Linked DNA regions of Homo sapiens: regions 2 and 3 are each linked to region 1. The links are chromatin contacts, found by Hi-C or POLR2A ChIA-PET in ENCODE. All regions are on one chromosome and are shown on one strand. Each heading gives the region's core, a stretch centred on a gene start or an enhancer-like site at or near the end of the contact. The rest is flanking DNA. Distances are from core to core; before and after follow the strand shown. Region 1 overlaps PELO-AS1 (PELO antisense RNA 1). Region 2 overlaps ITGA1 (integrin subunit alpha 1). Region 3 overlaps ITGA1 (integrin subunit alpha 1).

Region 1 (3,568 bases), core at 878-3,377:
CTGGGGTCACTAAGTTAAATCCTGTCCACTTGCTGGAAATGTGCGAAGTTTCCACTCCAGTTACATATAGCTTCTGTTTGTGACTAGTAAGCACTGAATAAATATTTCTAAGCTGCTTACTAATCCAGAATTGCATGTTTTTCTGCAGATCTATTTCTTCTTTTCCAGGCCTACTAATTCCACATTAGTGTCTCAGTCAACATATTTCAAGCCATCTCGAATCTAATCGCCCCTTGGTGATTCAGGGGACTGAGACACAGGGAGAATGGAAGGTATTGATATTTTGTATCCCTTTGTGTCAGGTCTTCCTTTTCACATTCAGAAGGACGCAGCTGAATCCTGAGTGTGGTCTACAAAAACACACAGACGAAAACAATTAGCAATTTTAAGTCAGTTAGAGGTGCAAAGAGAAGTTGTCTATTTGTTTCTTTAACAAAGAAAAACCTTTGGTTTTCTCTCCTAAGCCCTTAATCATGCTCTAGGCTCTCCCAAGCACCAGGTTGTCACTCATGAACACAAACTACAATGACTGATTTTCTTAGACTTGTTTGGTTCTTGTAAAGTAGCCAATAAACTAATTGCATGAAAAATGACATGTTAAATTATCTCTACTTTTTTGGAAAAACAGCAGATTGATTTTTTTTTTTTAAGCCAAGCAGAGATGAGGCATTTTCTAGAAAGGCACAAGTTTTAATTATAAATTAATGCACAGGAATTTTATCTGTGCCAACTTGAGCTTGGAAGAAAATAGTATAGAATTACTTGTCTCTTTGTGCAGGTCATGTTACAGTGCTTCTCAAAGACTGATCCAATATTCAGTGTGTTGTACAGTAACATCTACAGTGAGAAAGGGGGAATAAAAGCTGAGCTGGTCAAATGCAGTGTCCTCTTTCATGAGGTCAGCCAATAGGAATTTTAACAGCTAATATTCTAGACAGTGGGAATGCAGTAGAGGCTTTTTCCCTTCTTTCCCAGGAGAAAAAATAAATATCAAGGCAGTCATTTTGAAATCCAGAAAAATCACACTTGGAAACACAAAATAAACTATCCTCAACCCTCAGATTCTATCATTTGATGTATTATCTCCTTGAGAGTCCAAATAAAGTGAGACATTAGCTTTACATGGTTTCATTCTGATTTCTAACAGGACCCCAATTAGAGGTAACTTGCTGTTTAGATTAAGGTTTGTTGTATAACTTTTAAAGTTCAATATCACTTATAAATAATTTCTATCCCCTTAGATTACCTTTCAGCAACCTGGCTTTTATTATCCTTTTCTCCTATTCAAGTAAGTTTTTGTGAAGTCAAACCTAGATGCTTTTCTGAATTATAGATTTCACACCTGACATACTTTGCACACATGTGTCTGTTCCCATTCTTCCTCCTTTAAAAGCCCAACTCATCCTCTTGCCTGAGGAAATAGAGCTGAAATGTAAGGATCTTCAAAACCGTTGCACAATCAACCAACTTTTCTGCACAAGCTGTGTCTACTGCCCTTGCTGCCTATTCTGTTTGGAAGCAAGAGAATAACAGAAGAAACAAGTGACCAAAGAATGAATAACATGTCCAGCCTTTTGTATTACTCCTGATATCATAATAAGACATTGTGTGTTTTATTCACATGGATCTTGGCCATATATTGAGTACAGTGAAACCTCACTGGCTTCAATGTACACTAGACCAGGCAAAGAGCAAATAGTGGCACCAAAGCCATCCCTACCGCCCATCCCATGCCCCTTCTGAGCAACACCTGAAAACCTCTGTAGCATATTCCTGTAAATTCTACCAGGTAGTTAACATCTGCTAAAAAATGTTCTCTTCTAAATTGTTGATGCTTATAGACAATTTCAGAAATTCATTTTAATAAAAGCATTCTCCCTGTAATAGTGGTACACAATTTTATGGCACTAACCAGGTACCAGGTTCTTCACATACACAAACTCATTTGAACCTCACCACATTGCTGTAAAGTAGGTATGAGTCCCCTCTCAAGTTATGGTACAAATGAGGAAATTGAGTTACACAGGTATGCAATAAACAACAGAGCTTAGGTTTGAATTCAAGATGTCTTGATTTCAGGTCCATGCTCTTAACAGCCACACTGTGCTGCCTGTCTGGCCACCAGAGGTCAGCTTCCCTGAAGGAATTAGTATTTGACTGAGGTGTGGTGCTTTCCACAGGGAAGCAGAGAAGATTTTTGGGGAATCCCATAGTGTTTTTAGCATCAGTGTTGTACACAAAAGGAGTACACTAACAACAGATGAAACAACACAAATATCTTTTGACTGAGAAAGTTATGGCTACCCAGCTCTGCTGAGGCTTATTTGTGCTAGAAAGACACATAAAACTTACCCATGAATATTGAAGATTTGAAGGCACGAAGGGGATACCCAGATAACAAAAGACCAGAGCTATACATATATGTCTTCTGCTGTTCATCAAGTTAATTCTCCAAACATTTATTAAGCATCTATTATGCATAGCATAATTAAGCATCTATTGTACATGAGACACTAGACTAACAGGGGGATGCAAAGATGAATGCCATTTGTTTGGAGGCTGGAGTGGACATGCCTCATTATTTGATTCAACTTGTAGAGCAATGGTTCTTGAATTTGCCACATATTATAAGCACCTGGGGGAGTTCCAATGAAAACTTCCGAAGGAAAACATTCCCAGACCAGTAAATTCAGAGTCTCTAGGGTAGAACCCAGGCATGAGGATTTTTTTAAAGCTCCCCAGGATTTCCAATGTGAAGCCAAGGTTGAAAATGCTGAGAACTACTGTTTAGAGTAACCCATTGTGTCAAAGCCTAAATGACCTCAGAAAAAAGTTCACTTTTGCCTTGGCATTTTCTTTCTTCTTGAACTGATAGATACTAGGCTGTAGCTTGCTTATTGCATTTTATGTAACCCACTTAGAGTGCCTTTTTCTGGAGCACTTTGCTTGCTTCTAATTCAAAACTGGCAGCAGGGGAGTGGTGTGAGGGGAGGGTGGTCACTGCCAACTGCTTTACATGTCAAACAGTGGAAGATTCCATTGGGAGGTTAGGTGGGGAGCAGCAACCTGGGCTCTGAAGAGAGATGTATCTCAATTTCTCTGCTTGACATTATTACCCTGGACAAGTCACTTAAAAGTCTTGGTTTCCATATTTGTAGAATGGGGTAAACGATGCCTGTTTGTGAGAAGTAAACTAAGTAACTTATGTGAAGTGTGTGGTACAGAGCAGATACTCCACGGAGGCATCTTCTACTTTACTATAATTATCCTGCTAATTCAAGTGAATCCTGCCCTTCTTGAGGCCTTCCTTGCCAGGTTCTTCTCATAACTGCCATGCTTCCTGGGGAATGAAGCCAAGGGGCTACTCTCCCCAACTCAGACAAAAGTCCTTGAAACTCTCCATTTCCTTTAACAGCAATTTCCCACACTGGACCGCTGAAGTCACATCTTGGCTTCATCCTAACAATTTTCAATTCTTCAGATTCTTTTGTCTCTTTCACTTTTTTTCCCCCATATCCTTAGACTTGCCATTTAAAAGTTGTCTTTGCTTCAAGATTTTTCCATACCG
Region 2 (4,017 bases), core at 358-2,857, 200 kb after region 1:
CTATAACCGAGGAAATTTAAGCACTGAAAAATTTGTGGAGGAAATAAAATCAATTGCAAGTGAACCCACTGAAAAGCATTTCTTCAATGTCTCTGATGAATTGGCTCTAGTCACCATTGTTAAAACTCTGGGAGAAAGAATATTTGCCCTGGAAGGTATGTCTATTTATCTTATTGCTGCATGTTCTCTCTGCAATTCAAAATCAGTATAATGGGATTTTTGTATTTATTCCTAATACATCAGTAATACTTTTTTTTTTTTTTTACTGTGTACAATATCTAGCATGGAACAATGCTCTTTTATATAAATCTGCCATTAAGATGGCTGTTTCTCACAACACTGTGTCTGCTAGAGACTCTCTTTGTAAGGGCATGGTAGGGCAGTGCTGATGGGACAGCCGATGAAGACAATGGTCAATGTAGATGTGCCAGGACAAAAATGTTTCCATGTGCTTTGTTCCTTTTCTGTTACATAGATTTGGAAAATGAGGGTACTACCTCTGGTTTGGGTTTTTTTTGTTTGTTTGTTTCTTCATTTCATATTGAGCTACTACAAGAGTGCTCTTATGCAATAACTTCTTTGTTCACTTATTTTCTCTGTATTTTGCTCCTTGCCCATTTTAAAGGTCTTCATGGAAATTTGCCTTAAAATCCATGGCAATGAAACATTGGTTCACTGTATTTGTCTAAATCATGTTACTTCTTTGCAGATTTTTCCTTGAGTTTTCAATGGTGACTGGCTGTTGAGGATAACGAGTTATGGCATTCCCTATTCTGCCTTAGGTAGAGGATGTCAAGTAGCTAATTACTTTGGAACTCGATCTTTCCTAAAAAACAAAAAAAAAAAGTCTTCAGAATTGTTATGCCAGGCAAACTGGCAAAGCTTCTTTCTTCACATTCTTTGATGATCTCTAGTCTCAGGGAACATGCGCCTTTTCTCCAACTAGGGAGAGAAACCACCAGAGAATTCTTTTCCCCTTAGGCTACATCCAAATCCAGTTGACCCTGTCCTTGTGAGGACACACTGAAAGACTGTTGTTTCTACATCTTAACAATAGAAATTTAAAAGCACTTTCTCAGTTTCCCTGATTTGATTGATAATAGGAAACAGAAAGACAAAATGGGAATGAGACACAACTGAAAAAAAGTAGACCATTTTGATTGAGCGTCAAGGGGCTGGGAAAATGCAGAAAAATTAGAATATGAAAATGTACAGAAAGGAAAGATAATTATTTAGAGTTATGGCTTTCAAACTTTTTTTGAGTGTGACTCACGATAATAACTACATTTTGCTTTTTGACCCAGTGCACATAAATATATACATATAAAAATAAGGCAAAGTTTCACAAGATAATTCTTATTACATGTGATGCACTGTGATGGTTTCTCATCAATTCCATTCTACCCTAATCTCTTTCAATGAAAAAAAAATGCTGGCTATACTCAGTCTGTTGATTTCATGACTGGGTCACAATCCGTACTTAGAACATTTGATTTAGAGGTGATAGGAATCTACAGGCCAGCCAGACTGAATTTCTGTGCCTCCCTTTTCCCCTGGCCTCTTTCCCCTGTGCCTTTAGAAACAGAACACTCTAATTGTTTATGAGTCTGGAGTCCCAGCTGCTTCTGAAGAACTCAGCTGTCTTGTGCTCTGTGTACAAGTCATTTTTAAGTGGCTTTGGTCTCTCAACAGCTCTCCCGGTGTCATTTACCAATAAACCAGATTATGAGCTTGGCTGGCCTTAAGGAAAATACATAAGGTCTTCCAACTAATTGTGTACTTTTAATTTTTAATAACATGGGCTAAGATATGATAGAAACAATCTGTAAAAATAATTTAAAAGAAAAGTTACATAGTTACATTTGATAGTTCAACAGAATACAGTGTCATTTCTAAATCTCCTTTTAAGTAAGCAAGTAACCTAAAACTGGCAAAAATGAAGCCCACTTCAGCTAGGGGAGGGGGAGATCAATTGCCTGAAATGACATTTCAGATTATTTCTAACCTAACTACACCATGGATTAAAGGTGACAGGTTGAAGAGCCCAAACACTCCAAGAAGTCTCTATATTTAAATATGACATCATTTTATAAGGAACTTTACAGATTACAAATGTCTTCTATATCATCTTTGTTGCTACACTACACCAAAAGCAGTGTTTTGACTAGACTATTTCTTATTTTTTTCATGAGATATTTAAAAAGGCTTTATTTCTTTGTTGCTCGGGAAATCTCCATTTCCTGTCAACATGTATCTTAAGATGACAAGTAGCTGTGATTATGAAATTTCTGTTTGCCAAGGACAGTGCCATCTATTGAGGCAAGTATGCCAAGGACTTGCTTAGTACATCAGAAAATAGTCTACTGTCTCCATTTCCCGTTGAGCACTGGGAGAAAATGCCAACATTTCTAACCAGAGGCTGCACAGTGGTTAGAGTGGCTGGCCCAAACACCCATGAACAGTCCAGGGAGAAGTTTGAAGCAAGAAGCCCAGGAGAATATAGTGGTCTATTACCATGATGCCACTGCAGCAGGAAGAACATCACATAGCGTCCTTCTGTCTGTTCTCAGCTGAAGGCAGAATAGCGGCAGGGCAGGTGCTGAAAATAATGCAGGTTTCCGTTGCTGCATTCTTATTGATCTTGCAGATAAGTGAGAAAACACCTGAAAGCATTGTGGACTGAAAATACATGTTTAAATTAAAGTTAAAATGCATCTCAGTCATTTAAATTACAGGGCAATTCACACAAGAGATTAAAATGATATATTTGAATTCTTCACTGCCGCGTCTAATCTAGTCCTACAAAGGTAATTACTGATGTATTTGTTCACAATTTTATCCATGTAAATAACTAACAAATAGTTACATTCACAAATTTGATTATTCTCTTGCCTCAACGAAAGGGCAGACTGACTTTCTTAAGTGCTATTTTTAACTTATCTGCAAGGCCAAATAAATCAGTAACCCCTAGTGCAAGCAAATAAATCAACATTCCATCAATTCCCTCAGGAAATTGTGGCTTTGGGTTTGTGAATATTTTGAGAATAATTTGAGAGTAGCAGACTGCCATGGAATGCTCTGAATTATCTCTGCATTTCAGTAAAGAGCTTCAAAATGGGTACAGGATCTTTTAAAAATGTATGATTGAATGGCATGTGGGCAGCCCTATCACAAAGACCCCTCTGGATCTGTGAGTGATACTTACCACCAGTAATTAGAGCAAATAAATGCATACTAAAATACCTAAACCCTTTATCACACAATGAAATTCTGACAGAATCTATGGCCTGAATATGGGTGGGACTGATGGAGTTGAGAAACCTCTTTAAATATGTGAATGAAATTTTTTTCAGTCCCATAACATATTAAGGGAGTTTAGCCTAAGGGCTCAGCAGGGTTCCCAAGGCATGAATTTGGACAGGAATTTCCTACTGTAGTACATCCAACTTGAGCCTTGTGGACCCAAAGCACCATAGGATCCACAACATGCTACAGTATAAGAATGGAGATTTCTCAACCCCTCTGGCGAGGACAGGGCTGCTAATGAACAAGAATTTGAGACATGAGCCCTTTGACTATTTTTCTCTGTCTTCTACCCAGGCCTACCTAGAAATTTTGGGTTGAGAAATGTATGGCTGAAAATGCCCTAAGATGTTTGAAGTTCTGGTTGGTAAGACCACAAGCTCTACCAGGTATCTGTATTCTGCAAGTCAGTAGTGCATGAAAAGGCATTGTTACTTATTTACAGTGATATTTTCCTATGTTATAGCCACAGCTGACCAGTCAGCAGCTTCATTTGAAATGGAAATGTCTCAGACTGGCTTCAGTGCTCATTATTCACAGGTATGTTGACCAGTTGGTGAAAAATGAAATATATGTTTGCAAGACTTCCCTTCCCAAAACCAACATCTAGCCATCAGTATGTAAGTGCAACGTGCAGTTCATAGCTTGAACAATTATGCAGGCTATGATGATGTTTTCTAATTCAAATAGGAAAATATCATTTCACAAGCTTCT
Region 3 (3,626 bases), core at 828-3,327, 260 kb after region 1:
ATATCTACCCTAAATTAATTTTTTTCAAATCCCCCAGGGATGAGACACAGAGCAGATAGGTTTCATTGAGGTTTGAGTGCCACCCTGAGAGAGCTTGAGTAGCTGGAACACTAAAAGCGGTCCATTTTACAGCTTTGCTTCAGTTAAAACCTGATTTATACATGTGGACCCAGTGATAAGTCAAGTAGAAGAAACATTGTGGTATAATGAAGAGCACACTGGGAGTGAATACATATGCAAACATTCACTTACCCATACACTTGACATGTATGCATTATACTTTCAATTTATAAACAAAAAATTATGCACACTAGAAATAAAATAAGGAGACTTTCTCAGGTTCTTATGACAACAAACTGCGACATTCCAATCTAAACTAATGCTATTGTGATAATACAGTAGTGTACTAATTAATCTTTAACACACATAATACTTTGGTTCTCCCTGAGTTAAACAGAAATTCACTCCTCCCCTTGAGCATTCCAATCCATTGACATTTAACCCTTTATGTATAAATTTCAGAAGGATAATATTATAAATACCTTTTGGTAATAATAAATTTGACATAGTTAGAGATTTAGACTAGATGAAGAGCATTTTCTAATGTAAATCTAATGTTTTCTCATTATATAGTAACGAGATTAATGCACTGGTAGAGAATTGTAGCCTGCAAGAACTCAATGTTCCAGGAGTTCTAATAGGTGTTTATTATGTTAACAATCTTGTTTAATAATTTTCAGCTTGCTATTCAAATATCCAAAGATGGGCTACCGGGCAGAGTGCCATTATGGGTCATCCTGCTGAGTGCTTTTGCCGGATTGTTGCTGTTAATGCTGCTCATTTTAGCACTGTGGAAGGTAAACACCAAAATTCCTTTGACTCTCTACTTCAATCATCAACAGCAAACTGGAGAAATAAGCTCTGATATATTCAGACTATGTAATATAGTATTATTACAGCAATGAAACAAACGTTGAAATGATGACTAAGGGAAAGAAAAAAGAAAAATGCGTATTTCAAACACTGCACACAACTTGACCCAATTTTTGTAAAGGAAAAAAAACTTATTTTAAGTTAGAAATAGTCAAAAATTCACAAAAGTATCTTTCTAGAGTTTAGTATGATAGGGGACTTTCACATGTGTAACAATTAAAATTTTATAATAAGTATGTATTTCTTTTATAAACAGAGAACAATGAAAACTGTCTTTTATAGAGAAAGAAAAAATGAATTCCTATGTCAATTTAAGGATATATAAGCAGTAGATTCAAGGTTAAAATAAGCCTTGTTTTAATCACATCTCCATGTGTCTTAAATATCAAATAATTCTTTAATGTTTAAATATATATGGCACATTTTATGTAATAAATTGTGTGCCTGAGTGGAGGATAAGGGATCAGCTGATGTAGGGGAGATCTTAAAGTTTCACAGACTCCTATTTCAAATTCTGTGGTAAATGTGAGTAACCACCTATTTTGTGTCAAGTAACTCTGGATATTTATGTAATGTTTTGCTTAGGCTGAAATAGACATGATTTTTAAAACTCTTAGCAGCTGTATAATTTTCACATTAAGTAGAATTGAGATGACAGCTTTTGGGATAAGTTGAATAGAGAATAACATCCCATACAGAGTTGAATGTTTTTTCAATTAAATATCAAATAAGCATTTATTCTAGCATAATATCCCCCTAGATTTTACCTATTGTTTTGTTAAATAGTTAAATTATGTTAAAAATATAGGTTGTGGCTACATATTAATTGTTCTATTACCTGAGCAACATAATTATTTAATCAAATAGTTTAAATAGCAAGTTTCTCTCCCACTGAAATACCAACTGTTCCTATCCTTTCTTACTCTCCTATGACTCACTTCCTCTTTTGAGGGGCTTAGTCTCAGAGGAGATGGTGAACAAAGCCAGATGTAGGTCAGTGGCATTTAATTCAGTAAATAGAATCCATGGCTTTTCTCTAGCAAAGTTCCCCAAACAAAATTCTCCACTATAGCCAATGTCCAGCTCTTCCTTCTACTTTATAAGGGATCAGTGTTCTCTCTGTAATACCTAGCTTTGCCACACTGTGGTACCCAAGGCCTGGCTTATTGGTGTCAAGGTTGTACTTGAAATATAGGAAGTGGTTTCTTCATTTCTATGCACCTCTAATAGAGAGTGTTACTGTTGATTTTTTTCAGCATAGTCTTCTGTTCTCAGCACTGCACTTACCTCTATGGTTTTAGAACACCGCTGGCAGGAGAAGAGGAAAACCAGAGCTGATATTTGGATAGGTTCTTTCAGGCCTTGTACCTCTGTTTCAGACAAACAAATAGGAAATTTCAGTCACCTATTTTTCAGTCAGTAGTCTGAAAAAGCATAAATGTAAAACTAAGCTCATTGTTTCATCCAGATAATGATGTGTTGATACATTCTGACAGCTTCTTAGGTTATTATTAATATTATTATTATTGCAGGCCCAAAAGAAGATCATTTGACAAACTTTGGGCTGTCTTACCCGGTAGAAATAGTTCAGCCACTTCATTGGGAGGCCCAGCAATCAGAACTGTGATTCTAAGGTAGAAGGGAAGAAACTAGCTCTTATCGAATGCTTACTATGTGCAGGGAGCTATTTTAAACATTTCTGCTTTAAGCATTCCCACTTAATACTCATATCAACCTTATGAGGTCGTATGAACCTCCTCTTTTAAGTGAAGAACATAAAATTTAAGTATATTTCCCAAAGACACATAGTGAGATTCAGAGTAAGGATCTGAATTCTGTGCCAAAACCACTGACTATTATCACTCTGTGTTCTCTCTTGCTTCCATTCACTCTGGTGTCCTTGCAACAATCTTTTCGACCAAGTATTTTAACTACATTTTACACCTGAGGACATTAAAGCAAAGGGAGGTAAAGTGACTCTCCCATGATTACTAGCTAGTAAATGACTGGATTCAAGGAATGATCTACAGAGCTCTTTCTTTTTCCAATATATCCTACTGCTGCAGGCTATAGGGTAGGGCTCTTTACTCTGGAGCTCCAGGAGTTGGGTTTTGTTCAAGAGAGTCATGAACTCTCTTAAACACATAATACTGTCTTTGGTTTTGGAATGAGGGTCCCTGGTTGGATTCAGACTTTCGGTAGTTCCATTATATCAAGAAGGCTAATCCCACTTCCCCCTACTTTAAAGTTCTGTTGGAAGCTGCCTGAAGCATGAGTTCAGTTGCAGTAGGTTCAGAAGAGCTACTCTTATCCCAGACATCTTTTTTATTCTAACTAGATCTGGATCAGACACCTCAGGACTATCCCTTCTTCCTTCCTTTCCTGAATCCCACCAGTTTGGAGTTCATTGGAACTCCCAAGTCTGAGTCTCTGTGTAAGAGACAGGCCAAAAGTTTCTCTTAGAGCAGAGATTCACTTTCAAAAGACACAGTCTTTATATCTTTGTCTTCATCATACACATGGCAAAAATTAAAGCTTGACAAAGTGTTAGTAGCTGCTTAATACACTTCATGATTGATGGGAGGAATCTTGTAGGGGACGTAGGTTTAAATAGGTGGAGAAACTTGTCCTGAACTGTGGTACCACATGCCGGGGGAGATGCCAGCACACCAGGAGCCATGAGAGACTCAGAA

The links. A loop is a pair of places that touch in the nucleus more often than their neighbours do. ChIA-PET counts read pairs that join two places held with the same protein, here RNA polymerase II (POLR2A). Pooled maps may share reads with other maps.
Region 2: a pooled map of left cardiac atrium shows a loop between it and region 1 (3-fold over the local background). The contact joins two enhancer-like sites. A Hi-C loop is called at or near these places in 6 of 168 maps with a recorded cell type or tissue (GM23248, Panc1, chondrocyte and 3 more), 1 of 37 single-sample maps with no recorded cell type and 7 of 50 pooled maps. POLR2A ChIA-PET finds 5 or more read pairs at or near these places in 3 of 52 experiments (AG04449, PC-9 and T-cell).
Region 3: a pooled map shows a loop between it and region 1 (3-fold over the local background). The contact joins two enhancer-like sites. A Hi-C loop is called at or near these places in 4 of 50 pooled maps. POLR2A ChIA-PET finds 5 or more read pairs at or near these places in 2 of 52 experiments (activated T-cell and naive thymus-derived CD4-positive, alpha-beta T cell).

What each region holds. Positions count from the first base shown.
Region 1 is chr5:52,691,360-52,694,927 of GRCh38, forward strand. All of the region lies in intron 2 of PELO-AS1 (PELO antisense RNA 1), which reads right to left. Among named protein-coding and RNA genes, the nearest start is that of ITGA1, 95 kb to the right of the region's middle. Within about 2 kb of position 2,128, at least 2 of the 41 ENCODE cell types and tissues checked have a DNase peak (open chromatin) inside an H3K27ac peak, as active enhancers do.
Region 2 is chr5:52,893,686-52,897,702 of GRCh38, forward strand. It overlaps ITGA1 (integrin subunit alpha 1), which reads left to right. Exons shown (of 29, transcript NM_181501.2): 9 at 1-155; 10 at 3,770-3,843. Among named protein-coding and RNA genes, the nearest start is that of ITGA2, 94 kb to the right of the region's middle. Within about 2 kb of position 1,608, at least 3 of the 41 ENCODE cell types and tissues checked have a DNase peak (open chromatin) inside an H3K27ac peak, as active enhancers do.
Region 3 is chr5:52,946,605-52,950,230 of GRCh38, forward strand. ITGA1 (integrin subunit alpha 1) reads left to right here. Exons shown (of 29, transcript NM_181501.2): 28 at 741-857. It overlaps ITGA2-AS1 (ITGA2 antisense RNA 1), which reads right to left. Exons shown (of 4, transcript NR_186583.1): 3 at 2,221-2,303. Among named protein-coding and RNA genes, the nearest start is that of ITGA2, 41 kb to the right of the region's middle. Within about 2 kb of position 2,078, at least 6 of the 41 ENCODE cell types and tissues checked have a DNase peak (open chromatin) inside an H3K27ac peak, as active enhancers do.